Regions from separate parts of the Homo sapiens genome. Here region 1 is linked to region 2. The links are chromatin loops, found by intact Hi-C in ENCODE. Cell type or tissue: endothelial cell of umbilical vein. All regions are shown on one strand. Each heading gives the region's core, and the rest is flanking DNA. Links, peaks and the distances in the headings are about the cores only. Region 1 has its middle 230 kb from the start of MIR4305. Region 2 has its middle 150 kb from the start of LINC00332.

Region 1 (15,508 bases), core at 3,139-11,138, 140 kb after region 2:
TGTGTAAGATTTTTGTGAAGCAATGCAATTCATTTCTGTTATGGTGCATTTTACTTCATACTTTCATATTTTTGTTACAATTTCCAATTGAACTGCAAGACCACTTGTACCTATTTTATGATAATTAACTTATGTGGCCTTGCAAACAAATTTTTAAAAACTCACTAACCCACAGGGACACTCATAATCTTATCCCATCAAAAGCAATTTTGTTGGCTTTTTAACCTACAAGGCTGCATTCATGATTCAAAGCCTTAATAGACTAGCATCACAACCAGAAAGAATAATCACACCAGTTGTGAATTAAATCTAAGACAATGATAAGGAGAAAATGGTCACAGTAATCATGTATTAAGAGATTAAAAATAACTCCCCCAAATAGGCTGCTGAAATTCACATCACAGAATATGATGTTGAGCATTTTAAAGCTCTCACTACCTAGTACTCAACAAACAAAGGCACGGAAACTCAGCTGAATGAGAGGAAAATTCTCTTATCTTGCATGGAATGATAATGAGAAACTTGATCTGTTATGTTATGCTGCCAACTCCAAGGTTGCTGTAAGTCAGTTATTTCATGAGGTCTTGCCAATAGTATGTTTATATTTAAGTGCAAATCAAGCTATGTCAAGGTTACAATGTTTAGTTGGAGAGAACATTTCAAACACCAAAGAACTAAATATTTTTAACCACAGGATCAAAAGGAGATGCCTTTTGCTCCTTATTGTGTACAAATCAGGACCTGAAACATTTGGGGCAGGAGAACCTGACAGGGAGAAAAATTCCTTTTAAAGGACAACACTGTTCTCCAGGCCAAGTGTAAAGTTAGAGAATTTCAGAATAGGAAAGAACCCCAGGAGTCATCAGATTCAGGCCTCTCGTGTTCCAAAAGAGGAAACAGCAGCGAGGGAGAAGAAGTTGGACTGGAATCCAGGTCTCCTGACTTACCAGTGTTTCTTTCTGCCAGAAAGATGCCTTCCCTTGTGTCGGAGGGGGCAGGATTCCCTTCTTCAGGTGGAACACAAGGCTAGCCCAATGCCATACCATGTACAAATTGTGTGCAAGTGGTGTAGACCACCTCTGTCTATGTGGGGTGTCATCCTTGTGTGGCGCTACAAATCCCACGGCCCACTAAGGAATAGCAGCTGAATAAAGCCTACTTCTTTATTTCCATCTCTTTATTCTGTCTGTATTCTCTTTCAATGGAATAAAGGCTTTGTAGGCTTTGTTTCCGCATCAATTCATTAATAACTCAAGTACTTACTGTTTCCATATTTAATTGTTTCTCTTTTTAGTGCCATTCCAACTAAAGATTTGAATTCAAAAATTAGTACATACAGGCCAGATATGGTGGCTCCTGCCTGTAATCCGAGAACTTTTGGAGGCTGAGGTGGGCAGATCACTAAGGCCCAGAAGTTCAAGATCAGCCTGGGCAACATGGTGAGACCCCGTCTCTATACAGGGAAAAAAAAAGTATATATAGAGCCCTTCATATTTAAGCAATAACCCTTTTCTTTTACTGTATTAGTTCTTTTCATTCTACTGAAGTTTCCAGAAGCATTGGAAAGTGTCTTCTTACACCAATATTTTCATAACTAGGCAATGTATGGGACTCTTCCCTAAGGCTCTGCCTATAGTTAGTCGAGTTTTATAAAGAAAGTCACAAAAACATGGAACCAGTTATTTAGATTTAAGATAGCTAAAATATGTATTTCAAATATTATTTGAAACTTTCTTCAACAACACTGCCATTTTCTGTCACCATTTCTCAATACCCAAAGCATTAATTTTTATCCTTCAATCTAGGCTCAGAAGTAAGCTTCTAGGCAGGTAAACACAACACTTTGTATAAGTGAATTTTAAAATCTTGTAGATATTGACTGATGAAATTCATCCCAGCTCCCCCATTCACTCAGTGTCAAAGGAGATATAAAAAAGAGCTTTCTTCTTCCCATCACTCTTTGTCCTTCTTTCCTTTCCTTCCTTGAAAAATAAGTCTCAGTCACCTACTATCAAGTAGGCAGTCAATTACTGTCTGTGGAACCAAAATAATTCATGGTTTCTGTCCTCAAGAGGGGGAAAACATGTTAATAGATAAACTCTTTTTTTTTTAAGTATTCTTTTAACATTTTTGTTGCTGCGGTGAGGAGGGGAACAAATCACATACCAAAAAAGACATTTGAGTCAAAGGATCCCCATGGAAATACCCTAAGATCCTTAAGTGTTGATATTTTAATCTACAATTTTCCAAATGTAGGAATTTTCTTAAGCCATGTGATCAATTTCTTTTTTTCCTGGAGTTTGAGTATCAGTCCCCATGCATTCTGGAGTCAGGCCATGAATACTGATAGACAAGAATTTCAGGAAACCTAACCAGTGAATGGGTTTTTGTAACAATCCAAGAAGCTGATAATACCAAAGGCTCCATCCTGGATTTAATTAAACTCCAAGTGTAGAGACTCTAAAGCCACAAATTAAGCAGAAAAAATTTAAGAAAAATTACCTAAGAAATCCTCTGAAAGAAGCCATTGCTTAGCTGTGAACTAACTACCTGTCACTCTGCCAAAGCATTGTACTAATTAAATACCCCGCATGAGAAATATCCTAGGGAAAACTAAGCCTAATTCAATTGATCATCTTACTCAATGTATTAGTTTCCTAATGCTGCTGTAACAAATTACCACAAACTTAGCAGCTTAAAACAACACAGAGGTATTCCCTCTCAGTTCAGAAGGTCAGAAGCCTAAAATCAGATTCACTGGGCTGAAGTCAAGTTGTTCTCAGAGCTGGTTCCTTCTGGAGGATCTAGGAGAGAGTCTATTCCTTTACCTTTTCTAGCTTCTGGAGGCAGTGTACTTTCCCTGGTCCCTGATCTGTTCCCCAGATCACTCTAAGTTCTGTGATTGCCACATCTCCTACTTCCTCCTTTGACCTTCTTGCCCCACTCTTACAAGGACCACTGTGATTACACTGGGCCCCCTGAACCTTTCCATCTCAAAAGCCTTAACTTAATTACATCTGCAAAGTCTCTTTTGCCTTATAGGATCGTATGCACAGGTTTTGAGGCCTACAATGTAGATATTTTTGTGGGGCCATTATTCAACCTAACACAGTCAGCCGGAAGTCAACTGGACTGAGGGAAAACCTCTAATTCACTCACCAATGTGGGTTAGAAACAAGGCTGAAATGTGGATGTTTAGATGACCTATTGCTCATCCTTCTGCACTATTTCTTTTCACGTTCAGTGTGGGAGGTTTTGTTACTGGCTAGACAGAGACACAGATTCTGGTTATTTTTTTTACCATTGCTTGCTAAGTCATGTTCCCATCTCTAACGTAATTTGCTTTACACTCTAACCCCAACATTGCTTTTGGCACTTGGTCCTGACCAATTCCCTCCCACTCATGGTGTTTGTAATTGACTCCCAGTGATACTGACGTTCAACTTGAGAGATTCCCCCTATTTCCTCCCCTCTCCCGTTTTTAAACTTTCTAGGGTTTTCACAAAATGTTGTGTTTTTGAGCCAAATGCAAATTTAATGGTTGTACATTACTTCTTTGAAAATTTAATGAATCTGTTTAAGAAGGTGACATCTAATTTTGATCTCCATCCAATGATTTCTATAAAATAGAGGACCCTTGGTTTATAATCTATACAAATTTCAGTCAATACAATAATTTTTCAACATTTCAAAATATGTTTAGGGGAAGAGAGAATCAAAATCATACTCTAAGACACCATAAGGTCATACTATTTCACTCCTACTGTCACTTATATAGACATAAAATTGAACAACGTAGTTTCGTGTGCTATTTATATTTGTTAGTCTTCCCTTCTCAGTTAGATTAGTTGTTCTTAATAGAAAAAAAAACCCTTTGCTTCTTTTATATGCTCAATGATAAATAGTATTGAATTGGCCACACAATTAGCAATCAAATTATTTTTGGCTGATTGAATAGTCTTTTCTTATAAGTCACATATGGCTATATTATTTTATTCCTTTCTACATATTTGGAAACATTTCAATTTAAACAAATTATATCTTTGAAAACTTGGGTTGTAAAAAAGAAAAATTATAATATGATGATTTACTTTCAATTAGGATATAAATTCCTATCCATGAGAAATATCCACTGGAAAAATATATATATATAATTTGTACAAGAATATATTAATTGACAAGGTAGGATATGGTTGTACCCTGATTTATTGCTTTGTTTTTGATCTTCAGCTTTCTAGCAATTTTTTTTAATCTAGCAATTTTTAAAATATCTTTGTGCTGCTTTATAATTCCATTATTCTATTCTTTTTAGAGAGAGAAAAACAGAGTGTTGCTCTGTCACCCAGGCTGGAGTGCAGTGGCACAATCATAGCTCACTGCAGCCTCAAACTTCTGGGCTCAAGTGATCCTCCCACCTCAGCCCCCCAGAGCACTGGGATTACATATGTGAGCCACTCACCATATTATTACTTATTCTTAATACCCCACGTTTGATTCTGGTTTATATATCATGATAGTTTCCATATTTACCATTTTTTAAACTTTCATTGTATTTTGTTTTGATTTTTACTTTTTACTAATGTGTAGCACATCTAAGAAAGCATATGGGTCACAGTATCCAGCCCAACGTATCTTCATCAAGTACCACCCCTCTCATAACCCCACAAGGGTGTGGAAACAACATTGCCAGTGTCCCAGAAGTCCCGGTCCTTCCTCCCCAAGCTAACCTTCCCTCAACTTCTAATACCATAGATAAATTTTGCTTGCTTTGGAACTCATTTTATTGTAAAATTTGCTTGTTTACTTGTGTCCAATTGTAAAAAGGTTCAGATTCTGCTCCCTCCAACCCCCCCAAAAAGAAAAGATTCCAGGGGATTCTGGGGATATATTTTCTTTCTTCTTTTTAATAGAGAAATTTATTGATGCGGTTAATTATCTCAATAATGTTATTTTCATCATTAAATCCATCTTTCTTCTTACTAATGGACCTCCTGTTTCTTTTCTCTCTATTCCTTTTACAAAAGCCTTGGAAGTCCCTCTAATCCTTACACCTTCACATTCCTTCCAGGGACTGCTGTCCTTTCTTGTCACTTGTAGTTCTCAGGATTCCTCTGGTCAGAGCCCACCTTCTTTCTCACTCTCAGAGGGACATGCATTTTATATCTTTCAAGGTGAACTCTCCTATTTTCCTTTGTGTGTTCTCAGTACAATTGTACTTTTCTTGTCTTAAAAGAAAAAAAATCCCATATGTATTAATTATAGAGTGTGGTTTAAATTTCTGAAGATTCCTGGGGGTACTTATAAGCATTTAATAATTATCATTTCACTTGTCTGGGTTATTTTATTCTTAAAATTTTAAACCTAGGAATCGTGCCTTATACTGCTTTGGGCTATATGTTCATCAGTTTTTATCATGCCAAATTCAAATGGCCACTGTGTCTTCTTTTCTGTGACTCTCATCCTCATTGACTTCCCTCTCCTGTGTTCAGAGGCAGATTGAAGTTTTGGCTGAGGCTCTATCCTCTGCTTCTAATATCAATGCTTCTCTCTCTGACTAATGAACCATTTGGATGATGGATATACTATGTGCTTGTTTTCCAGAAGATGCTTCGAATAATTCTTTCCAAGGAAATATTTTGAGCACTCTAAAGAATTTGAAGAATTGAAAACTCTTAAGTACATCTCACATTCTTGATACACTTGAACTGTAGGGACACAGAATATTATAGACGATAAAGCTCTTGACTGGAAGACAGGAAACATGTGTTCTTATCTTGGGCAGCCAGCTAACCAGCTATAGGATTTGAGGCAGGCCATCTGTAGGCATTTTTCTTCATCTGCTACAGGGATTGTGCTACAGAGATTTCCACGGATGTGGAGAAGAAAAGTACCTTGTACCTCTAGGGACACAGAAGAATCTATAAGGGTGCATATTTTTATGTCCCAAACTATAAGAAGTGAAATTACTGAAAATTATCTCGGGTTGTAGAGATGCATAGAAGCTTCATTGAAAAAGTGTTGTGTGAGAAAATCAGTTTTAAAATGTTGAAAATACTGGGCAAGAATATCTTTAGGATCTTTGATTTCTGATATTTATGAAGATCTTTAGGTTGCTTTCATTTCTGGAATTTTTGATCGCATCAGTCATTCTCTTTTCCTGTGCCCTGCCCCCCATGGAGTTTGTTATAAATTATACAATCCCCACCGATGCTTTCTAGGCCTTTTACTCCTCCAGATTTCCTAATGAAAATAAATAATTCTTTCTACTCAGTAAGAAATATAATCAAAAACCAAAGGACCAAGTCCTCCGAACAGGAAGCTCGCCCAGCCCAGCTCTCCCATTTGTGTTCCCTGCCGCTCGGTGCTGCCAGAACTGGGATGCTGGAAAGAACAGTGGGTTGAATTTCAGATCTGAGTCTTTTTGGTCCTGTGTTTCCCACTGTTGATGGGGTTCAGGACACACTACCCCAGAATATTTTAAGCTGAAAGAATTTTAGAAAACTGCAGAAGCAGGAAGGTCACTCTGATCTTCCCCCCACCTTTCTCACCTGCAGCAGGTCATAAAACCTAAAAAGCATTTTCTGACCTTCCCCGGATGCAGGGCATGAGACCCTCATTCATGAGGTGCCCTCCCTATACCCAGAGAAAAGGCATAGCCTTATCTCTGAAGATACAGGGTCACAGAGAAGAATCTAAACAAACGAGTCTTGCTAAGTTCCCCCCAGTTATTAGATCCAAGCATATTCTTCCACAACTGTCTACTCTTCATCAAACTTAGCATAAAAATACACAAGTTTACTATTTCTTTGTGTCTCTATTTCCTTATGAAGGCTTTCGTGCCACATAAAACTTATACTAAATACATTTGTATGCTTTTCTCTCGTTATCAGCCTTTTGTTATAGAGGCCTCAGCCACAAACCTAGCTTTGGTGAGAAAATGGTGCTTTTCTTCTCCTATACTAACTATGCAGATGACAGGAGCACTCTTTCACCTCCTGGGGCTCAATCCCTGAATGAAAAATTTCCATTTTTCTTCCTGTACTCTTAGAATTGGCCTAGAATCAGCTCTGGGGAGAGCTCCCTTATTGCAAGGAGACCAAAAGACTCTGAGGGCACTCAGTCTGCCAAAAGAGCCTTCCAACTAGAGCTCTGTTTTTCACAAGAGTCTATTTGGGTTGGGGTGAGGGACAAGAGCCCTCAGAGAAAATCCTTCAAGAAAAGCCCCAGCAGAATGGCAGCTCCAGGGACAGGGATTTTAAATCAGGGGAGCCAGCTGCTCCTTCTCCCCATTCCCATCTCAGACCCGCAGAGACACCAAGAGGAAGACGGGTGACAGAAATCCTTAGCAGTTGTTTGGTGACGGTGGCACCTAGGAAACAAACTATGAGATATAGAACCAGTAGAATAGGGATGACCAGTGTGAGAGGGATGCAGGAGAAGTAAGGACTCCTGCGAAAACATCTGGAGATGATCATAAACTAAACCTTTTTAAATACTATTTTAGAGTAAATTAAATGACACCATATTATTTATCTGTCTTTGCCACTTGGCCTCAGGAGAAGCTGGTTTCGGAATGAGACTCCAAAGAGTGGATCTCAATGGGCAGCCTCCCAATGATTTTTTCCTCTCCTAGGATGATGTATTGGAAAGAAACACTGTGAGTCTCTGCATCCCAGAATGCGAAGTAGAGCCCCTCTGAAGAGGGACTCTGGTAGCAGTGAAGAGGTGGGGTGAAAGTTGGTTCCGGTGGGTAGAAGACCTTTCCCTGCACCTGAAGACCTACATTGTCGTGGGACAAGGGAAGAGATCATTACAACTGTAAAGAATTAACTTGCATGAATAGTGAGGCACTGGAGTGCAGTGAGCCCAAAAAAGGTTAAGCTTTCTTATTCACACACACACACACACGCACACACACACAGAGTGGGAAAAGATACCTGAGAAATGGACACTATTTTCCTAATGACTGCCAAGAGTTGACTGTGGACTCCTTCCATCAAATGGCCAGATAAGCAATGGGGCCCTTCCTAGCTAGGACTTGGAAGCATTTTGGTCAAAGGAATGGAAGGGCTGAGCCTGTTTTGCTGACTCCCACAGGAAGTGGTGGGCCGAGAGCACAGCTACAGGCTTTCCTGTGCAGCGTAAATTGGCCCAATGTGTGCAAAACATTCTTATCTGATAAAGAATGGAAGTGCGAGCGTGTGCTAAAATGTTGGAAATAATATGGGGTCTCTGCTTCACTCTTCCCTCATTTTTCTTTCTCTGTTGTCTCTTCTTCATCTTTGGCAGTCATACTGGGCTCTGGGTTCTTTTCTAGCTTCTCATATGGTTTTGATTAGGAGAGACAAATATAACACAGAACAGAGCTGATCTGAGTTCTTCCCTCTTCTTCTGGATGAATATGCTTAATTGTTAATCTTCTTGTATGTTTACATCAGGAATACACACACATACGCACAGACACACAGACAAACACACACACACACGTATATTCAACATAAAAGCATCCCTTTTTAGCCTATCCCTTTTTAAAAGATGTCAAGGAAAAAAAAGTATTAATATAAAACCAACTACACTTTGCTAAAAACTATTTCTTTTCCAGGAGGAATAAACTAAACCTGTAATCAGACATTTGATTTCCAGTCCTGGCTCAGCGTCTAACTAGCTGTGTGCCTTTAGACAATTTTCTTGAAGCTTTTGGTGTTAATTTTCTTATCTCTAAAGATGAAAAATTTGGATTAGGTAAACTCCCAAGTACCTCCCAGGAGGTGTTATGATTATCTTTGTGAGGTATATTGGTACCACATTTATGATAAAAGCTAAAATGGGTCTCTACATGCACACGAAAATGAAGGCAAAAATAGCAAAACAAAACAGGCATTTGTATGTATTTCTCTAATGAAATTTTTTAAATGGCCAAAAAGTAAAGTGTTTTGCAGTTTATTAGCACCATTTTACTAAGCACATAGGAGCAGCAGGAACACAGATTTCAGAGCCATGTACAATATCTGACACTTAGAATGCACATAGTAAATGTCTGCTGGAGGGTGTACTGCTCTAGCTGCAGACAGGGTAGCATAGCCTAGTGACAAGAGCACAGAATTTCTAATAGTAAGACTCAAGTCTCAGCCCCACTACTTACAGCTCTGTAATTAAGAACTAGCCTTTCTGAGCCTCAGTTTCCTCAACTGCACAATGGGATGAATTCCTGCACTTCAAATCTTGGGGTAAAATCAAATGACAAAATACGTATGAAAATGTTTCACAAAATGTTGAGTACTTGCAAATGTTCAATTTGTTCTGTCACTGTCCTAAAGATACATGTCTGTTTCCTTAAACTCAGTATTCATTGGGCACCTTTGCACACTGTGATAAACCGATAATTTTACCCCAAATTATAGCTGACTCATTCAACTTTAAACTGCAGGAAGTATACCTGGCCACTAAGATGAATGAACAAGAGAAATGAACACACCCATATAATTTTTTTAAATTACCCAGTAAATCCATCTCACCAGATGAGCTGAGAAGTCTTTGCTTTCCAAATTCTACAGCCTCTAGTAGGGTGCTAGAAGTCTTTCCATCCTAAACACGGCCAACTCAAGGCAGAGGCCTGAGGAGTTTGCCTCTTTTATCATCCTAAAATAGCTTTTGTCTGTGTGGCAAATTTTAAAAACTGTTTATTTGGAAATAATTTGAAACTTACAGACAGCTTGCTTAAAAATAAAATGTATAAACACAATTGAAATCCTCTACCCAGATTTACCTGACATTTTACCCATCTGCTTTATCATTTGCTATTCCATCTATCTATCTATCTATCTATCTATCTATCTATCTATCTATCTATGATTTATCATCAAATTTCTTTTCTGAGCCATTTGAAGTAAGTTACATATGTCATGGTCTTTTACCCTTAAATATTTCAGGGTTTATTTCCTAAGAATAGGGGCATTTTTATACATTACCAGAATACAGTTATCAACTTCTATAAATTTAATATTGATACATCTTAAGATATCTTTTGCAGGAACTACGGCTTCCATGAAAGACAGTGGGATAGCTGGGTGTCAGAATTCTGTTTCCGTTCTTGTCCTTGCTCTCCCACTCCAGAGTACTAAACATTGAACATTCGAGCCTTAGAATGTACATCAAGGAAGTTGGCCTCTGCGACCTGTAAAGTGACTTCTGGCTTTGAGCATTATTTGCTCTAAGACCAGGCTGCAGTTCTGTCCCTAGGCAAGTTCCCAGTTCCAGGCAACTTGGAGCAATATTTATTCGGTCTGCAGGTTTGGAGAGAGTGGCTAGGAGATTCATATAACCTCACTGTTGGCCCTACATTGCATCATGTGGGCCCTTCTGCAAAGACATTTATGGGCATAGTGAACTCATCTTGTTCACCGTTATCTGCTAAGACATTCCACCCCAGGGCTCAGTGTGCTGTTATCATCAAAAACACTGTAGTCCTGGCCAGGCAAGGTGGCTCCCACCTGTAATCCCAGCACTTTGGGAGGCTGAGGCTGGTGGATCACCTGAGGTCGGGAGTTTGAGACCAGCCTGACCAACATGGAGAAACCCCGTCTCTACTAAATATACAAAAAATTAGCCGGGTGTGGTGGCGCATGCCTGTAATCCCAGCTACTCGGGAGGATGAGGCAGGAGAATCGCTTGAACCTGGGAGGCAGAGGTTGCAGTGAGCCAAGATCGTGCCATTGCACTCCAGCCTGGGCAACAAGAGTGAAACTCCATCTCAAACAAAACAAAACAGAGCAACAACAACAAAAAAACACTGTGGTCCCAAAATATAAGACTTTTTTTTTCTAATATCAGTGTGTATGCATGCAATCTAGTGGAGAAGGGGGACAAACATTTGGTAGTAAGTAGCAAAAGATTTCAAGTTATGCATCTCATGTTTCACTCCAGTTGAGTGTCCCTTACTTTTATTTTACCATTTATTGAAAATAAGCAAATTGCTGGTAAAGTATCCTAAATTTGCAATGGAAAAATGACTGTTTACAGAGTCACCTGCAAATCTACATTACACAACGTGAAAGTTGGTTTATTATTGGAAAGTGTAGGGGAAGTGTCTTTACCTAAAGGATGTAAGGTCACAAGTGTTCTATCTTCTGATGCCTCGAATGTACCAATGCACATCTTCCCCGGCCAGCCTGGCAGTCAGACCTCTCAAAGAGAATGCAGGGAGTGTGAGTGCCCCTGACATGGAGGAGGTGCCCTGTCCACACTCTGGTAAATAAAAGGTTGTGAATGAGGGCAACTGCTTTGGCTTATAAAAATAAAAAAATTAAAAGGGCAGAGGAATTGAGCAAGGAACAAAAACTCCAGCTTACAATGAAAATATCTTTTGAAATTTGTGATATTCATTTTTATAATTTAGGATCAGTTTTTACCCATTGTTCTCTATTGCTTACCCCCAAAATGACTGTCAATATGATTATTCATCTCCCATGAGTCTGTGTGTCACCAGTACGGTAAGGGGTGTCTCTTCTATTTTTAGACACAAAGATTATCCAAGCAAAAGGGCACATTCCACTTCCATTCTGCTGAGGGCAGGCTACACCCTGGCACAGTTTTACTCCTAACCACACAAAGGCTTGTTTTGAGAGGGGAGTGAGCAGTGGGTTGAGGAAGGTTTCAGCGAATAAGAAGAAAAATATTTCTAGATTTAAACTTGAACAAAGTTAACGCTGATAGCAGAGTTAAATGACCTGCAAAATTCAAAAGTGCAGACAGGGCATTGCAATCCACACCCAGTGTTCCCTGAAGGCAAAGACTATGTCTCCCATGACCCACAAGGGTGAGATTGATTAGGAAAAACCCCAGAGGGCAGAATTGATCTTTGAGGATTAGCCAGTCTTTTGTTTAAGGGTTTAGTCAATATTTTAGTAGGGAAGTGGATGGTATCACAGGCGCTGATTAGCCTGAGTGGCATGTTTCCTCCCTGAGTTGCTCCTGATCAGGGATACCTGACCTCCAGGTAGACCATACCTGCTAACTTGCTGTCCCCACTCCTGTCCCCACTCCCCAGGTTTTCTTAAAAACCAAAACTACCTCCACCTGGAAAGGCAGGGCCATAAAGAGGCCATCAATGCCTTTGCCTGAGACCTACCTGTACCCTCTACCTTCAGAGATGAAAGGCTGAAATGCCACCCACACCCAGTGGCATGAAATTCACAAGTCTGTCATTTTGGCTGCAAGGTAGGACATCTTCTGGCAAATTTAATAAGCAGATTCTCTCAGTGATAGGAAATTATTGCTTAATGCAACTCTATTTCGCGTGTTTAAAGCATTTTGATAGCAGTAGTCACCTGACCTGGTGTGAAGTACAAATAGAAGTTTTCTTTCCTTTTTTTCAATCTTTTCTCTTTTAAACTTCCATTTTTTTAAGGGGGATGGGGAGGTCAGGCTTTATCTTTAATAGGCCCGGTTCATATAAAACAACTTGGGTTTGAATTGTGAAGCTGGTATGATATTAAATCTGATTTACAGAGTGGCCAGCACTTGCTTAACGTTAAGTGCTCCTCTTGTCATTGGCAGGTCTATGATCCCTATGCATGTGGCTAGTGATGGAGAGAGGCTGTTGCAAAGCTATGAAAGAGCAGAGGGTGGCTGGGCATGGTGGCTCACGCCTGTAATCCCAGCACTTTGGGAGGCTGAGGTGGGTGGATCATGAGGTCAGGAGTTCAAGACCATCCTGGCCAACATGGCGAAACCCCGTCTCTACTAAAAACACAAAAAATTAGCCAGGCGTGGTGGCACGCGCCTGTAGTCCCAGCTACTCAGGAGGCCGAGGCAGGAGAATTGCTTGAACCTGGGAGGCAGAGGCTGCAGTAAGCCAAGATGGCGCCACTGCACTCCAGTCCAGCCTGGCAACTCTGTCTCAAACCAAAGAAGAAAGAAAGAAAGAGAGAAAGAGAGAGAGAGAGAGAGAGAGAGCAAGAGCGAGCAGAGGGCAATAAATGGAACCTAAACCAAAGTGTGGAGTTACTTATTGTAGATAATGCAGGTTAAAAGCCAGTTCACATGCCAGGTACTTCTCAGAAATCGCAAGTCTCTACAGCTGATAGAAACCCAGACTTTCAGACCGAATTAATGTCCCTTCACCTCGGGTTGCATCACAAAAATTGAATCCTCATCTGCTCTTCCACTTCCTAGCCTGAAAAGATCACCTGTAAAGTGGGAACACGTGGCCCAACAGGTAAACCACCTCCCCAGCTGCTGTGCTAAGGCACAGTAATAGATTTGAGAGTGGTTTTAAAAGTTTAACATGTACAAATTCAGAAGTCTGCAGAAGCACAATTTTGAGTTTCACTACAAAAAGGGTATAACCTCAAAAGATCTCTTTTATTCTAATAGTCCAAGTAAACAAATGCCACAGGCATTTATGTGACTTCGCAGGTCTGCATTTCATCAGTTTGTCAGGAAGCTAAACAATGTACCTATTAAAAACCCATAAAAAAATTGGACGCTGTAATTCTGATTTTTATTTATAACTTAATTCCAGTGAGCTGGCACCAACCTTTTAAAGAGATTTTTTTTTTTTTTTTCAAAACAGAGTATGACTCTGAGTCAAAACCAAATTGATTCCAGCTTTCTCAGTTTATTCATTTCCTTTTGATTTTCTGCATCTTTTAGTGGCCCTGCTGTTGCTGCTCAATTATTATGCTGCTGATTCCCTACACACCCTTTTTTCCCTGAAGAGACTGTAAAAAGTGAAGGGACAACATCCAGTAGTTCAAAGTCAGTACTGGAGTGAGATGGACAGGACCCACATTTCAGCAAAAGAAGTTAATATATAATCAAAATAATAGTACTCTATTACCAGTGGGGAGGGGAGGGGGATAAAGATACCAAAGACTGTTTTATGAAGCCAGTCAGCTTTTATAAAATTTGTCAAATTTATGAAAATTGACTTTCTCAATTAGGGACCTTCCTTTTGACTCTCCTTGGATGCCAGAGCAAAAGGCCCTACATAGGAGAAACAGCCTAGGCTTTGTAATCTCAAACCTGAAATATCTGACTGACTTTACTCCTTACTTATATGTATGATTTTGATAAATTACTTCAATACTCTGAATATCAGTTTCTTTATATGTAAGAGGAAGACATTAGTATAATATATGTTTTAGGGTATTGCCCTAAAACATGTAATAGAATTCAAAAGATTCTACATTAAACACCTATCGTAGTGCTTGGCACATAGGACATTCCAAATAAAGATAAGTCACAATTGTTACTTTGTCAAATGCTTTTTTTTTGCATCAATTGAGATGATTATGTTTTGGGTTTGTTTTCCTTGGTTCTGTTAATGTGGTATATTTCTCTGATTTTCATTTATCAAACCATCTCCGCATTCTGAGAGTAAGTCCCACTTGGTCATGGTATATAAACCTTTTAATAACCAAATTTGGGTGCCAGTACTTTGTGGATAATTTTTGTATCAATATGCATAAGGGATATTTATCTGCAGTGGTTTTTTGTTTGTTGTAGTATCTGCTGGTTTTGCTGTCAGGATAATGCTGGCTTCATAAAATGAGTTGGGAAATGTTCCCTCCTCTGCAATTTTTTGGAAACATTGAGGATTGTTGTTAATTCCTTAAATGTTTGTAATTTACCAGTGAAGCCATCTGGCTCAGGACTTTTCTTTATTGGAAGGTTTTTGATTACTCATTTAATCTACTTGCTAGCTATAGGTCTACTCATATTTTCTAGTTCTTCATAATTTAATTTTTGTAGTTGTGTATTTCTAGAAATTTGTGTATTTTATTAAGGTTAGACAATTTTTTGTCTTACTAATGTTCATAGCATTGTCTTAATTTTTTATTTCTACAACATCAATAGTAATATCTCACTTTGCTTTCTCATTTTTGAGTCACTTTTTTTTTATTAGTTTATTAGTCAGTCTGGTTACAGGTTTGTCAATTTTGTTAATCTGTTCAAAGAACCAACTTTTAGTTTCACTGGTTTTTCTCTACTGTTTTTCTATTCCCTATTTTGTTTATCTCTCCACTGATCTATTATTTCCTTCATTTTTCAAACTTTAGGTTTAGTTTGTTTCTCTTTTTCTAGTTCTGTAAGAGGAAATTTAGGTTTTTTTTTTTTTAGATCTTTCTTCTTTTTTTAATATAAGCATTTATAGTTAGAAATTTCCCTCTTAATACTGCTTTTGCTGCATCCCATTTCTCTAGTTAATTTCTAATTTCCCTTGTGATTTCTTCTTTGATCCATTGATTGTTTAAGAGTATGTTATTTAATTTCCAAATATTTGTGTATTTTTCAGGTATTCTGTTATTGAGTACTAGCTTTATTGTAATCAGAAAAGTACTTTATATAATTTCAATCTTTGAAATTTATGAAGATTTGTTTTGCGGCCTACTATATTGTCTATTCTGGGTAATGTTCCATGTGCAATTGAGAACAATGTATTCTGCTGTTGTTAGGTGGAGTGTTATCTACATGTCTGTCAGGTGTATTTAGTCTATAATGTTCT
Region 2 (15,508 bases), core at 2,710-10,709:
AAAAAAAATTAACTCAACATGGATTAAGGATTTAAATGTAAGACCTACAACTATAAAACCTAGAAGAAAACCTTGTAAATACTATTCTGGACATCAGCCTTGGCAAGTAATTCTTGACTAAGTTTTCAACTGCAACAAAAACAAAAATGGACAAATGGAACCTATTTAAACTAAAGAACTTCTGCACAGTGAAAGAAACTATCAACAGACTAAACAGACAACCTATGGAATGGGAGAAAATATTCAGAAACTATGCATCCAACAAAGATCCACTATCCAGAATCTACAAACAATGTAAGCCATTTAACAAGCAAAAACAAAATAACCCAATTTAAAAAAATGACAAAAGGACATGAACAGACATTTCTCAAAAGAAGACATACAAGTGGCAAAAAAAAAAACACATGAAAAAATGCTCCACATCACTAATCATCAGAAAAATGCAAATCAAAACCACAATGAGATCCCATCTCACACCAGTCGGAATGTCTATTATTAAAAAATAAAAAAAAAAAAAACAGATGCTGGCAAGGCTGTGGAGAAAAGGGAATGCTTACACACTGTTGTTAGAATGTAAATTCGTTCAGCTACTGTATAAAGCAGTTTGGAGATTTCTCAAAGAACTTAAAACAGAACTACCATTTGACCCAACAATCCCATTACTGGGTATATATCCACAAGAAAACAAATCGTTCTACTAAAAAGACACATGCACTTGCACGTGCATCACAGTCCTATCACAACAGCAAAGACAGAAACTCAACCTAGGTACCCATCAACAGTGGATTGGATTAAAAATTATGGTACATATGCACCATGGAGTACTACACAGCCATAAAAGGAAGGAAATCATGTCCTTTGCAGGAACATGGATGCTATTGAAGGTCATTATCCTATTATCCTAAGTGGATTAACACAGAAACAGAAAACAAAATCCCTCATGTTCTCACTTATAAGTGGGAACATTGGGTACTCATGGACATAAAGATGGCAACAGTAGACACTGGGAACTACAAAACAAACAAACAAACAAACAAACAAAACAAGAAGCTGCCTTGGTAGACTGTCACACTAAATTGTTACTGTTGCTTCAATTTAACATCTATTAACTATAACAAAATGGTTTATAAAATAAAAAATTAGACATCATTTGTAGCAATTTCTTCAGTATTTAAACATTCGTGGAAGATAGAGAAAATAATATGGGCTTAAAACAGAATCTTCTCTCCTTTTCCCACAAATCACCATGTTTTATGTGTTCTCAAACAAAACCATCTGATGCCATGAAGCTAAATATTTTCAACTGAAATATAAGAGTAGTCTATAATATTATCAAATAAGGGTACTATTTTAATAATGTACCAAAAGAATCACTGGGGTTTGAATTCTATTTCATGAAAATCTAATTTTCTTCTTAATTCTGCAGCCCAGATGAAATTATATCGAGTCTTAATGAAGCATTTTGTTTATTGTTTTTTGTTCTCTTGTTACAATGCTATTTATTAATGGGGACCAATGAGACCTTTTAAATAAAATGTAATTCAATAGAATTAGTTTGAAAATAAATACAGCACATGTAGTTAGCTTTGCTTTTGAAATTAACCTATCAGGTGCTGATCTCTGTAATTAAAGAATCCTAATTCATAATTCTCTGAATCACTGAATTTGGCAGGCAAATGCCAGTAATTTTCATTTCACAACACAGTGCCTCAGACAGTAATAAGCCAGAACAAAACACATGCAGGTTTAATCAGGTAACAAAGCATGTCAAATACTTATCCTGAAATAAGGGAGTCTGGCGCATGAAGTGTGAACCTCTGAAAAGTTCCTTAGGGGATGTTATAGTCTCTGATCTGTACCTTTTCACAGCTTCTACTTACACCTTTCAGATTAAAAAAAGTCTCACCTGAAAAGGCATCAGTATTCAAAACAAATCACTCTCAGTGGGACTTCTGGGAGCCAAAGGTACAAACACACACATGTGTGTGCACTTCTGTACCACAGTGCACAGGTGCACACATGCACAAGCATGTATATAAACACAAATATAGATGCAGACTGAATAAAGAGTACTTGAAGAGTAGCCTTTGTTTATGTTCATGTAATTTTGCTTCAAATACCAGAAGAAGAAAAAATATGCTGTGTTATTATCTTTTAGGAAACGGTTCTGTGTCTCTCTCAACCTCAGTCTATAGGGTTCCCAAACAGCTGTTGTAGAGTCAGAAATAAACCATCAAGGGCTGGGCATGGTGACTCATGCCTGTAATTCCAGCACTTTGAGAGGCTGAGGTGGGCGGATAACTTCAGACTAGGAGTTCAAGAACAGCCTGGCCAACATGGTGAAACCCTATCTCTACTAAAAATACAAAAATTAGCCAGGTGTGGTGGCACATGCCTGTAATCCCAGCTACTCGGGAGGCTGAGGCACGAGAATCTCTTGAGCCCAGGAGGTGGAGGTTGCAGTGAGCCGAGATAGCGCCACTGCACCCCAGCCTGGGTGACAGAGCAAGACTCTGTCTCAAACAAACGAACAAAACACGAAATAAGCCATCAAGTATCAAGTTCTCCCTGTCATACGGAGAGTCAAGCTGCTGGAAGATTTTCAATGGCCTTCTTATGGCAGTTCCTGGGATCCTGTGTAAGTAACTCAACACCTAAGATCCATGACATAGGTGATGCAAGGAGCTAGTAATGAGAAAATTTTGTGAAATATTGGTATACCATGCACAACCCGCATTTCCAAACTAATCACATCCACCAGTGAACATGCATTGCCCACAATAGTAAGTTCTCCAGGCCTAGATGACCAGGTTTGCTGGCCTCTTCTACAGTGTGAAGAGGCTGTAGGACCAAGAGAAGTGCTTGACTCAAGCCCTACCCACCAGGATCCAGGTATGCAATCCCCAGGATTCCCCACCCTGACAGCTGTGAGCCTATTTCCAAGGTCAGTCCTCCTGAGGGCAGCCTTTGTTGCTGAGGTGCACACCGCAGGCCTGAGAGGGTGGCCCAGGGCTGTCTCTTGGGGTGACTATGGCATGCACCTGTGGGCTGGGGTACCCATAGGTATGTGCTCAATGCCTTTGATGGGTCAGGCAAGGCCTAAACGGGAAGAAAATGGGAGCAAGCCCTGAGCGGATGGGAATGGACTTATTTGTTCACTTTCCCCAGGCCCCACATACAAGAAAAAAAGAACTTGGCCACGTTTCTGCAGAGAAAACTTACCTAGGATAACATGAGGTTTCAGGACCCCAGAAGGATGACTTGCTAAACTTCCTTTCATTGTCCTATCTAGTTACGACCAAGAGCCTCTCTTCTGTTGCTTTCAGTGGGTATTTGACATACAATGACAAAATAAAAATGCTTGGTAAAGAAATACAGTGAAAAAAATTTTTTTTCTTGGCCATTACTGAGCCAGTCAAAGTAAGTTTAACATTTTACAGTACAAGAAAGGAATCAAGTTGTGGACTAAAATTGTTTAAATTAATGTATGATTTTTGCAAAGGGTGGAAAACCTATTAGGTTGGTGCAAAAGCTATTACGATTTTCGCTGCTGAAAGTAATGGCCAAAACCACAATTTCTTTTGCACCAAACTAATACATGTTTGTAACAATAAAGAACAATACATTTCAGTTTAATAACAAGTGCAATTATAGGAGTGACAAATTCTTTTTTTTTTTTTTTTTTTTTTTTGCTAGCTCTGTCACCAGGCTAGACCGCAGTGGCACAATCTTGGCTCACTGCGAACTCTGCCTCCTGGGTTCACATGATTCTCCTGCCTCAGCCTCCCAAGTAGCTGGAATTACAGGCATGCGCCACCACACCCAGCTAATTTTTGTATTTTTAGTAGAGACGTGGTTTCACCATGTTGGCCAGGATGGTCTCGATAACCTGACCTCGTGATCCACACACCTCGGTCTCCCAAAGTGCTGGGATTACAGGCATAAGCCACTGTGCCTGGCCAGGAGTGACAATTTCTAAAGAAAAATAAATTTAAATATCAAAGGTATTATTTCAAAGCAGTAAAATACTTTGGGTATGAAAAAAAATTTGCATATAGCAAACAAAAATTTAACACTTTGCAATTTGTACTCTTTTTTTTTAACTGTAAACACAAATTAAAACACTGCATAGTTACAACAAATGATAGAATTGAAGTAATTACGGTTCTGTTTCTTGTTTTTTTTTTTTTTTTTTGAGATGGAGTCTCGCTCCATTGCCCAGGCTGGAGTGCGGTGGCACAATCTTGGCTCACTGCAACCTCTGCCTTCCAGGTTCAAATTATTCTCCTGCCTCAGCCTCCCGAATAGCTGGGACCATAGGCACATGCCACCACACCTGGCTAATTTTTGTATTTTTGGTGGAGACAGGGTTTCACCATGTTGGCCAGGATGGTCTCGAACCCCTGACCTCAGGTGATCCGCCTCCCTGGGCTGCCCAAAGTGCTGGGATTACAGGCGTGCACCACCATGCCTGGCCGTTTCTTATTCTTTACATTCACTATCTGTTATGAACTAAATTGTGTCCCCACAACCCCTAAATTCATATGTTGGAACCCTAACCCCCAATACAACTGTATCTGGAGATGTGGCTTTAAAGGAAGTAGTTAAGGTTAAATGAGGTTATTAGAGTAGGGCCTTAATCTGGACTGGTGTCCTCATAAGAAAAAGAGACCCCAGAGCTCTCTCTCTTTCTGCATGTGCTCAGTAAACAAGGCCACGAGAAACATAGAGAGAAGGCGGCAGTCCGCAAGCTCAAGAGAGGGGCCTCAGCAGAAACCAACTCTGCTGGCACCTTGATCTTGGCCTTCCTGCCTCCAGAAAAGTGAGAAAATAAATTTCTGTTGTTTGAGCCACCTCATCTGTGATATATTTTCTTATGGCCTCCTGAGCAGACTAACACACCATCATTGTTATATCAATTTTTATTTTGAATCTAATATTTATGCACATGAGTACATAGTGCCATAGGAAACAGAGACACACAGGGCTACCAAATCTTGAACGATTCCAAACAGCTAGCCACAACCTCTGGAAAAAAAACATGCATACATGCATAGCCAAGTCTGTGAGGATCAGAGCCACTGGGAAACTGAAGTTCTCTGCATTCATTATAAGTAGAGTCACTCTTTTTATATGTAAAATCAACTCTTATATGTAAATTCAGCCGTTGTTCTAAATGTTATAGCATTGGTGAAAAAAATATTTCAGGAAGGAGTGTTTTATCACTGGCATTCTTTACGTTTTCTGGCACATGGTGACAGTGAAGAGCAGACAGACTGCTAGTCAATGTTATTGCTTTTCAATTCTCTGCATACCCACACTGTGCACCCCCTGATTGCCTGCACTCCACAGTGCTGCTTTTTTTTTGAGACGGAGTCTGGCTCTGTCACCCAGGCTGGCGTGCAGTGGCATGATCTTGGCTCACTGCAACCTCCACCTCCCGGGTTCAAGCCATTCTCCTTCCTCAGCCTCCCAAGTAGCTGGGATTACAGGCACTCGCCACCACGCCCCGCTAATTTTTGTATTTTTAGTAGAGATGGGGTTTCACCATGTTGGCCAGGCTGATCTCGAACTCCTGACCTCAGGTGATCTGCCCACCTTGGCCTCCCAAAGTGCTGTACAGTGCTGCCTTTGATGTGACTCTGCCTCTCCTTTTATCAGGGTTCTTCTAAGAAGCAGCCCATTTGCCTCATGAGACAATAGCCAAAGTCATCCCAAGGAACCCCTCTCACATAATAATTCAGGTACCATTATGCCTGAAAGAGGGGAACTGGCAACCTGCCACTGTCGAGGTCGAAGCGTGAACAAAACCTCCTAGAACTAAGATTTAAGAAGTGTTTCCTTCAGGGTACGGTGACCCTAGTTCACATGGGAGGAGAAACCACGAGTGTTAGAGAATACATTGAGCGTCCGTCTAGCTAAGAAGCATTTCTTAGACTTCCACTTTGTCAGCAAATGATAAACAGAAGTCTTTCCGAGTCTGTTTCCTGGTGGATCCTTGGATTCATGTTATTATAGCAGGATGTGCTGATAGCTGGGAGACCTGGATTCTACTATTGGCTCCATACTAATGTTCCTTGTGATTTAATGCGTCTCTGAGTTTTGCATGTCTAAGGTTATTTACAGCTTAAAAGATGCATTTATATTATGATTAGTCACCGGTGAGCTATGAAGTAGAAAGAAAGGAATTTGGGTTTTAGGAGCCACAGGGGAAGTCTGGTTGCTGAAATGAAGGGATGATAAGAAGCTGTAGCTCTTCTTTCTGAAGGAGCCCCACGCAGACCCATTGCTGGAAGCCTGAGCATTCATCTCTGCCTTAGCAAGTGTGCTTTCTAAGGGCTCCCTGGTTCCACATCACTTATTGGTTGAGTGCCAACTACCTCCTTGGTGTAGAACAGACTCTATTCCTCTGTCTCTTGACATATTTGTGACCGAGGGGAGCAGAAGAGTCACCTAAACACACCATTAAAATGATGTTTAAAAAGGAAAAGATTTGTCAATTTCAAAATATGTAATTCAAAGAAAAGGTGGGATTTGAAAAAACAAATCAACTGGACTTCTAAAGGAAACAATGCCTGGCACATGGATGAGCTCAGTAGATACTTGTTGATTGAAAGGTTCTCAGCACCTCAGAAGAAAGTAATGGCTCACTCTGTTTTAGTTGACTCTTTAAAAATACAAAATACATAAATATTTTACCATCATACTGGCAAACTCTATGACTAAAAATAAACAGAAGGAAGAGAAAGAAATGGGGCTGGTTGGGTAGTGGTGCCCATGGGTTGCAATGACAAAATTAGCATCAAGGAAGGAAGTCCAAGCATCCACATCTGCGGCCTAGAGCAGGCTGTCAAGATGTCTGGTAGGACAAAAGATCCTTCAACAAAGGTTAGGCCACAAATCAGAGCACAGAGCAGTGTGACGGGCCTCCTAGAGTGGCTTGTCACAGTGACATGTGGCAGAGGAACAGAAAAAAACCTGGAAACAGAGCCAGCGGAAGTGCTGGCCACAAATGTTTGCAGACCATTTGGCTTCTTTTCTCACCTCATCTTAAGCTCTTTTCCTTGCACAGGGAAGTGCAGTCGGCCCTCCATATCCGTGGGTTCCACATATGCAAATTCAGCCAACTGAGGATTGAAAATACAGTATTTGTGGGAAATGGAATCCATGGATATCGAGGGCTGACTTTTCATACCCATGGGTTTCACATGGCCAGATGCAGGAATTGAGCATCCATAGATTTCAGTATCGGGGTGAGGGAGGATCCTGGAACAAACCCCCTGCAGATGGCTGAGATGTCGTAGTAAATAAGGCTGACCATGTAGTAAATAAGGCTTCCTGGAATTGCAAGAACTAAAGATGGAAAATGTCATCCAGCATTCTGACCAGTGATCTAACCAGATTATCAGCATAAAAAGCCCATGGTCGAGAGAATGAGCATCTCTGGCCCAAACTTCTACACTTCTAAGAGTGGGAGGGTCCCCTTGAGTACACTGCATCCTTCTCAGGACAGTGGTATCCACACTTAGAGTGTGCTGCCCCATGAACTGTAATTATACCTAGACACCAGGTAATGGCTTGGCAGAGATGTTATGAATAGTTTAGACTGTAGATTGTTGGGTAGAATAGAAATGCTTTATGGTCCCTTCCCCAGCCTTATTCTATGATTATGAGATTGCTTTATATTCCCACATAGCATTCCCCCTTCCCACAGCTTTAATTGATGCTGGGATCAAGTAGGTATAAATTGATAAAGTTCAAGTGAGACATGGAGAGAAAAATCATCTACCCTCCTCTCCAACCTATCCCCCTCTTCTTCTGGATGAAAACCCACATCAATAACGCAAGTTCAAGGTAGGCATCCAGTACAGTGTAGCTTACTTGCGCTTTACTTCCACTGAGCTATGCTCAAGTGAAGTGCAATCCAGAGACAAACAGACAACATTCCCTGAAATTCTTCCCTAGATACAGAACATCATCAAATTGCCATTTTTTCATCCAGCAGTGTAGGCCACCAGATTCTATCCCAGTCCATAGATGTTGGAGCAGAATACAAAAATGAGGGGATCTTATTTGCATGACTGTTTGGGGAACACAGTTTCTGCTTTGTCTCCTTAAGGGGGAAGAAGCAAGAGTCCATTATGAAGACTCTTTCCAATATGAAGCTCCTCAAATGGTGTGTTGTTTTTTTCTCTTAGCAAGATGTTTGGAAAAACAATCTTTGTTAGGATTCAGGAAACAACTTTTTTAAACTTTGAAGTGAAGACTAGGTGCTTATTTCCTCTGGCCCTGACCATGGTCAACACACGCTATCAAAACAAGCCTTAGTAGGTTACCAGAAGAGATACATGGGCATGGAGAGAAATAACTACAGAAAGGAACGTCACTTGGTGAAAACCATAATCACAACAAGATGGAAAAAAGCAAAGAATTGCACCAAAATGCAATATCCCATTCAGGAGGAAAAGCTTCATGGTTTTTTTGCTTGTCTGTTTTTATGTGGGGCAGGGGGGGATTTTTTTGTTTGTTTGTTTTCTTTTTGAATCCACTGTTTTTGGACTTTCAAAAGTAGTAAAAGCAGCATGTTTTAAAACACTTGAACTTAGCTCAAAGAAATGGTGTCATTTCATCCTGATAGAAATCTCTTCCAGAAAAGACTATCTGAGCTACTCTGGAAATGAACGGAATTCCTTCAATTACGTCTGAATTTATAAAAATCTGAGAGAAAACTCAAGTTTACCAAGAATGCATTCTTGCTTGCATGGTGTTCCTTCCACATGATGCATTGTTACCAATAAGGATGCCATGCATGCCTTTCAGCCACCCATTGCTTATTGGAGAAAGAACTGACATCAGATGAGAAGGAAAGATCTACAAATTTAGTTGTTTTTTTTTCTGTTTCTTTTTTGCCATTTAGACTTCATTTTATCATAATTTTAGGGTTTTTAAAATTGTATAACATGGTTTTGTACTGGTAAATTTTCTTTTTTATGTAACAATTCTTTATTATAGGTATGTACTGATTGCTAAGGACTAGTAATTCAAGCATAAAGGAGGAAGGTTTTATTTTTATTTCAAGGACTTAATGGGCTATTGAAGGGGATGTACAGTGATGACACTGTACGTCACTGAGCCAGTGATGACAATACCAAAATAATGACTGCCTCAGTATAAGGCATGTGCAACAGTGGGAGGCTGGAGTGAAGGGACGGCTGCATACTCCATGGGGAATAGACATATCAGGGGTTGCCACGAAAATGTTTTTTCTTTTCTTTTTTTTTTTTGAGATGGAGCCTCACTCTGTCACCCAGGTTGGAGTGCAGAGGTGCAATCTCGGCTCACTGCAACCTCTGCTTCTCGGGTTCAAGCGATTCTCCTGCCTCAGCCTCCTGAGTAGCTGGGATTATAGGTGCCTGCCACCACACTGGCTACTTTTTGTAACTTTAGTACAGGCAGGGTTTCACTATGTTGGCCAGGCTGGTCTTGGATTCCTGACCTCAGGTGATCTGCCTGCCTCAGCCTCCCAGAGTGCTGGGATTATAGGTGTGAGCCACCATGCCTGGCCAGAAAATGTTATTTTTCCATGAAAATCCCTGTGGTGATAATTGTAAGATAAATGATCCAAAGGCATATATTAAAATTCATTTTGAGAGCCCATCATATAATAAACTTTCTGTGGGTAAGGCTGTGGATATTAAAAAATATAACATATTCATTCATTTGTTGCCAGGAGGTTTAATTTATTTTCTTCCTTCTTAATAAAGTAGAAGGAAAAAACATCCATGTTTATACGATGTCACTGCAGTTCAAAATAAGACTCATTAATTATCAGAATGAGTGGCCACTGAGCAATCTGCTCCAGTGAGTGGCTTGCACAGCTCACTGGAGTTTATGTTACATTTGGCCATTTACGCACTCACTTTCCAGAAAGCCCACTTTACTTGTGAGCTAAGTCAGATCCCCAAAAATGGATCTTCTTATGTTGAAGTTGACTGATCTTCCAAGATGGATGAATTTTTAATAAACTGATGAGAAGTCCTGTTTGCGATACATTGTTGATCATCACTCAGCCCCAAATGACTGGAAAGGTTATTTAGGGACTCAGGAAGCCCCAGCATAAGCAAATACCATAGGTACAAGCCCTTAAAATCAAAATGCCTAGATGTTAAATCAATGTCCCTATTATTGTTTCACATGGGACTCTGGTGACATTTCTAGAGAAGGAATGATTCTTGGCACTTTTCTTAGAAGAATGCCCTCTGCTTGTCGCTGGCTAGATGAGGGAGCATCTGCTATCCAGCTAACAAGGCAGGGGTCAGCAGGAGAACAGACTGGGGAGGCCGGGGATATGGGAAGGGTCCTCTCTGCAGCTGCTCTGTGGGGCAGGCGTGTCCTGATGACAGGGTGTCCTCAGCTGGAGCCATGGGGGAAAGAAGCAAGGCACGTCTCCTGGGTTTCCCCTTAAGTTCCAGTGAAGAGAAATTCAAAATACTTTCATTTTCCTACTAACCACACTTCTTCTGTGGGGAAATATGAGTGCTTCATAGCACCTACAGGACAACACCTCTTGTAGATATCAATTTGGAAGCTTCATCTCTTTGAGAAGTTGCAGGATAAAACAGCATTTTTAATAATCTCTTTGATAATAATCATTTGGCCCTGCATAATATATACATATATACTGTACATATGTATTATATATACACAATTTATGTATATGTTTTTATATGTGTGTGTGTTTACACATACACACAGAGATAAAATGAGAAAGACCAGAGGCAGAGAGAGAGACACACACACACACACACACACAGAGAAACACACTCTTTGATGATGATGAGCCAGATACCACAAAGGAAAAGGTTTCTGCCTACAGGTCTAGGACTATTGATGAGTAAATTCTGTTCTTTCCTTCCCACCGTAATCAGCCCTTGGTTGAGCAAATCTTGAGGGTTGAATAGGGTTTCACTTTCAACCTCACGCGGACAGAAATGGTCATGATTCACCTAAATTCCCTGTGAACAGAAACAGGCTGGCTTCTCACACCTCCAGTGAAGGCTGGACGGTGGTGGTAGGCTGCTCTTATCTCAATTTCAAGTTCTTTTGCCTCATTTCATGCCATTGAAAACATCATTTGGATTGGCCATCTGCACCCTGAATGACATCCGCATTTTACCCACTGACATGGAGCAGCCACAGCTGATTAATAGAGCCAGAATTCCTCATGTGGACCAATTTGCTATGCAGTTGTCAAGGAGTCAAAACCCAGCTTAGCTGTGTAGTGGTTTGAGAATGGTCATCTTTCAATGCTATAACAAAAATTAAAACTCTACTAATAGCTGAGCCCTGGATTTCTGTTGAGAATTCTGCTCAGTTTCATGTTAGGGTAATTTGCCTAAATGGGCTCAACCTTAACAGACAAGAATGTCCAAGAACAAGCTGGATGCTAATGTTTTGTTCTGAAAGAATGTTAAAGAATTTTTTTTAAATAAAAAGGTCTTGTTAATAATCCTTTTTTAAAAATAATTTCAACTTGTATTTTAGATTCAGAGGGTACATGTGCAGGCTTGTTACATGGGTATATTACGTGATGCTGAGGTTTGGGGTATGAATGATCCCATCACCCAGGTACTAAGCATAGTACCCAACAGTTAGTTCCTCAGCCCTTGGTGACCTCCCTCCCCCATCTAGTAGTCACCAGCATCTATTATTCCTATCTTTATGTCCATGAGTATGCGATGTTTAGCTCCCACTTATGAGTGAGAACATATGATATTTAGTTTTCTGTTCCTGCACTAACTCAGTTAGGATAATGACCTCCAGCTGCAACAGTGTTCCTGCAAAGGACCTTATCTGTCAATGACATTGCTAGCTTTTCTGAGATAGGCAACTCAGAGGAGTATGTGATTTCAGGCTTGGGATCGTTTGGTTCCAAGTAGCAGAAACTCACCAAGGAGTGTTTGCTAAAAAGTGGGATTTGTTGAAAGGATATGAGGTTAGAGGAGCAGAAGGTCTGGATGAAGACCTGGAGTAGAGTCAGGAACCAAGGCAATGCCTCCCAGCATCACTCCCTGGGGGTCAAGCAGCTGCTCATCCCCACTTCTCTCTGGATATCAGCATTATTTTTCTCTCTTCGCAGACTGTTTTTTCCTGATTTTCTGGAAGAGTGTCAGAAATGTGTTGCCTAACCCTTGTCTCTGCATCGTTCCCCAGTCTCAGGCTCCCAACCAACTGACCTGTCCCAAGAGAGACAGACACTAGTAGGTCCAGCTTAATTAGAGATTGGCTTCCTTGATCCACCTTTGACTCAGCTAACTATGGCCAGGGGCTAGCATCATTTGAGTGATCTGGCTCCTGGTGTCCAGTCCTGTGCAGGGGGAGGCATTTCTTTCAGAAAAGGGAGGTTTGGGCTACACGAACACCCTTGAAGCAGCCTCCTGTAGTTGTCATTCTAGGAAGGGGCTTAAATCGATTCATAGACATTGTAGAATTTATTCTAAGGGTAGCAAAATGAGCAAAACTGTTTCACAGATAGGAAAATGAAGGCAAAGAGTTGTCAGGAAATTGCCAAAGTCAGTTTGAAACCTGAGTTGCTGACTCCTGATTCAGGCTTGACTATGTCAAGTATTTCTTTCTTGCACTGTGAAGGCTGGCTGGCTGTGGATGCTTCATGGCTTTCAGAAAGGGGTAGTGGAGTTTGCCCAAATAATCTGCAATAAAGCAGAGCAAAAAATCTAATAGATTTGTGGCTCATGCCATATCATTTAACAAATAAACCATCTCTTCCCCAAAATACAGGCTGGCTCACCAGGGAGTGGCCTGGTCCCTTGAGCATGTGTTCTTTCCAGATCAAATGGTGGTGGTTCAGCTCAGTCTGGGTGAGCCTGGCATTTTTTCATCAATAAAGAAGACCTGTTAAAATTAATGTTGAAATAGTCTCCCATCATTCTGAAAGTATGCACTTTGCTCATCTGAAAAATATAATCAACCTGCCAGTTTCTAAGTTGAAATTTGTGTGTATTGCCTAGAATAACATTGACTCAGTATTCCTTTCAACATGAACCTTGGTAGTGTTTCCTCTTAGAGTTTTCCTCTTCTATACACTTCTTATGGTCTTCTACCTAGGTTCATGCACGCACACACAATGCACATACATGCACAACACAGACATGCAGAAGTGCACATGCAACTTATATCCCATGTATCACAAATTCCAAGGAATTAATGAAAATGGAGTATTTTGCACTGAAAAAGCTCTGGAGCTTAACTTCTCCATGTCAGGGGCTAACAAGTCAAGAATGGGATAAGTCAGTCCCTTCCTACACTGGGCACCTCACTCTTCATCTGCAGAATCCCAAGAATTTCTTGTTTAGAGATTACTCTGATGTTTCTACATCATTGTTTGCTGTACAGAATGTTTGACAGCATAGTTCTGTTAGATTTCAGCCTGATAATGCACAATGCAGTTTTCAAAGAAAAGAAAAATTAGTTCTAATGGAATTAGCACAATGATCCTCTAAGAATACAGCTTATGAACAACCCTTGGATGGGCTGTAGCAAATTCCGAAGCCAGAACCCAGGTTCTGTTCTTCATTATTTTCTGATTCAAAACACTTGTGGAGTGATTAATCTTTATGAGAATTATTGTCTCCCGTGCACATGTAGAAATAAAAACCAGAACCTCCAGATGCGGAGTTGTTACCTTAGTTCAGAGCTTTCTTCAACCCACTTACCACTCACAGCTTTTGTTTATTCCTTTACCCAAGACTCCTCTGTTTGCCTCCGCTCGACCCCATTCCCACCCTACCCCATGCCACGTGGAGGGCAAACATGCCTCTGGCAGGCCTACATAGCACATGAATAATACATGAAATAGTCATAGCTGTAATCAAGATTTCTGAATCCTTTCTATGTAGCTGTAGTGTGCTCAGGCCACAACAGATATTATTAAATCTCGTCTTCATACAGCCCTGCAGCATAAGCTTAATTTCCAGGTTAGATCTAAGATCTACCTGATTCCAAGCTCCATGCTCTTAACCACTAAACTGAATTTTTCATTCACAACAATATTCTTAACAGTTATTTAGAGTATTTAATGTAATTCTTTTTTTTTTTTTTTTTTTTTTTGAGACGGAGTCTTGCTCTGTCACCCAGGCTGGAGTGCAATGGTACAATCTCGGCTCACGGCAACTTTCACCTCCTGGGTTCAAGCGATTCTCCTGCCTCTGCCTCCCGAGTAGCTGGGATTACAGGCATCCGCCACCATGCCTGGCTAATTTTTGTATTTTTAGTAAAGATGGGGTTTCACCACATTGGCCAGGCTGGTCTCGAACTCCTGTCCTCAGGTGATCCACTCACCTCGGCCTCCCAAAGTTCTGGGATTATAGGCATGAGCCACAGTGCCCGGCCTTAATGTAATTCTTTACTGTTCTACTCCAAGGGTGTTAAAGGAAGAAAGAACACTGATGAGAACTCTGTGAGGGCAGATCCCAACCTTCAGCTCCAGCTTTGACCTCCATCCTGGCCCTAGACCCACAGAGAAGCTGACACACCAGGGTTCGTAGAAATGTGTGGCATAGATGGAGAGAATGCCAGCCTAGGATCAACAAATACTTGTAAGATCTGGCATTGGTACAATTCTCCCTCCTGGTGGATTACTTTTGTTTTTATTTTCCATCCCCCGCAAAAACAGGTGTGCCTTCCTAAAGACAGAAAGAGAATCCCAGAAAATGTGAATTAAAAAGAGAATGAATTTTAAGGAATTATTAATTTTCTTTAGATTTACGTGAGAAAAATTGGAGATCAGTACCACAGAATCACAGAGTCTTTAAGTTGAAAATGATTTAAGCTTCATTTTATCTAGTTGTCTTTGTTTTATAGGCCAGGAAAGCTAAGAGAGAAATAAAACATCTTAATTTGCCAACTCTATTGCGGTCCATGAGGCCTAATATAATCAAAACACATTTGAAAATGTAGCATGTTGATAAAATTATAGTAAAATACAAATTTTATTAGTACCTGAAATATTAATAATACCATTGTCAATACTAAAGCCTAGCAATTATAAAATGAAATTATTAAGTGACTATTCAATAAAAATGCATTCTGTAGCGGCTACCTTATTTGACATTGGTTCCACAAATATTTGTTGAGCACCTACTACGTGTCAGGCACAGAGCAAGGAGCTATGACTTCAGAAGTGAAGGCATAGTTCTTTCCTATTAAGAACCAAAAATCTAGTGGATAATCACCAGCTTTAAAATGTAACCGTAGTGGAGACAGCCTTGTTGAAAATTTTAGTAATTTTGCTAGTTTATCAAAAGCCCCAAACCACTTTATTTACCTGGAAGATCACATACACACACACACACACACACACACACACACACACACACACACACACACTCTCACACACACACACAATTTAAGTACCCTTCAGCCTATATTGTTTTAAATATCAAAGCTGCTTTCATTTTATTTATTTTATCACTATTATATTTCTTTTGAG

The links. A loop is a pair of places that touch in the nucleus more often than their neighbours do. Peaks named below come from ENCODE experiments on the same cell type or tissue, not always from the same donor. Only the 100,000 strongest peaks of a DNase experiment are listed, where the experiment ranks them.
Region 1: it touches region 2 in a loop (5-fold over the local background); 2 of 110 quality-filtered maps call a loop at or near these places.

The regions. Positions count from the first base shown.
Region 1 is chr13:39,885,623-39,901,130 of GRCh38, reverse strand. No RefSeq gene overlaps it. Among named protein-coding and RNA genes, the nearest start is that of MIR4305, 230 kb to the right of the region's middle. RefSeq lists an enhancer at 7,965-8,259. In endothelial cell of umbilical vein, for the core only: no CTCF peak of the experiment used is centred there; DNase peaks (open chromatin) are centred at 5,710 and 8,100; H3K27ac peaks cover 4,661 bases.
Region 2 is chr13:40,021,861-40,037,368 of GRCh38, reverse strand. No RefSeq gene overlaps it. Among named protein-coding and RNA genes, the nearest start is that of LINC00332, 150 kb to the left of the region's middle. In endothelial cell of umbilical vein, for the core only: no CTCF peak of the experiment used is centred there; a DNase peak (open chromatin) is centred at 6,118; H3K27ac peaks cover 1,944 bases.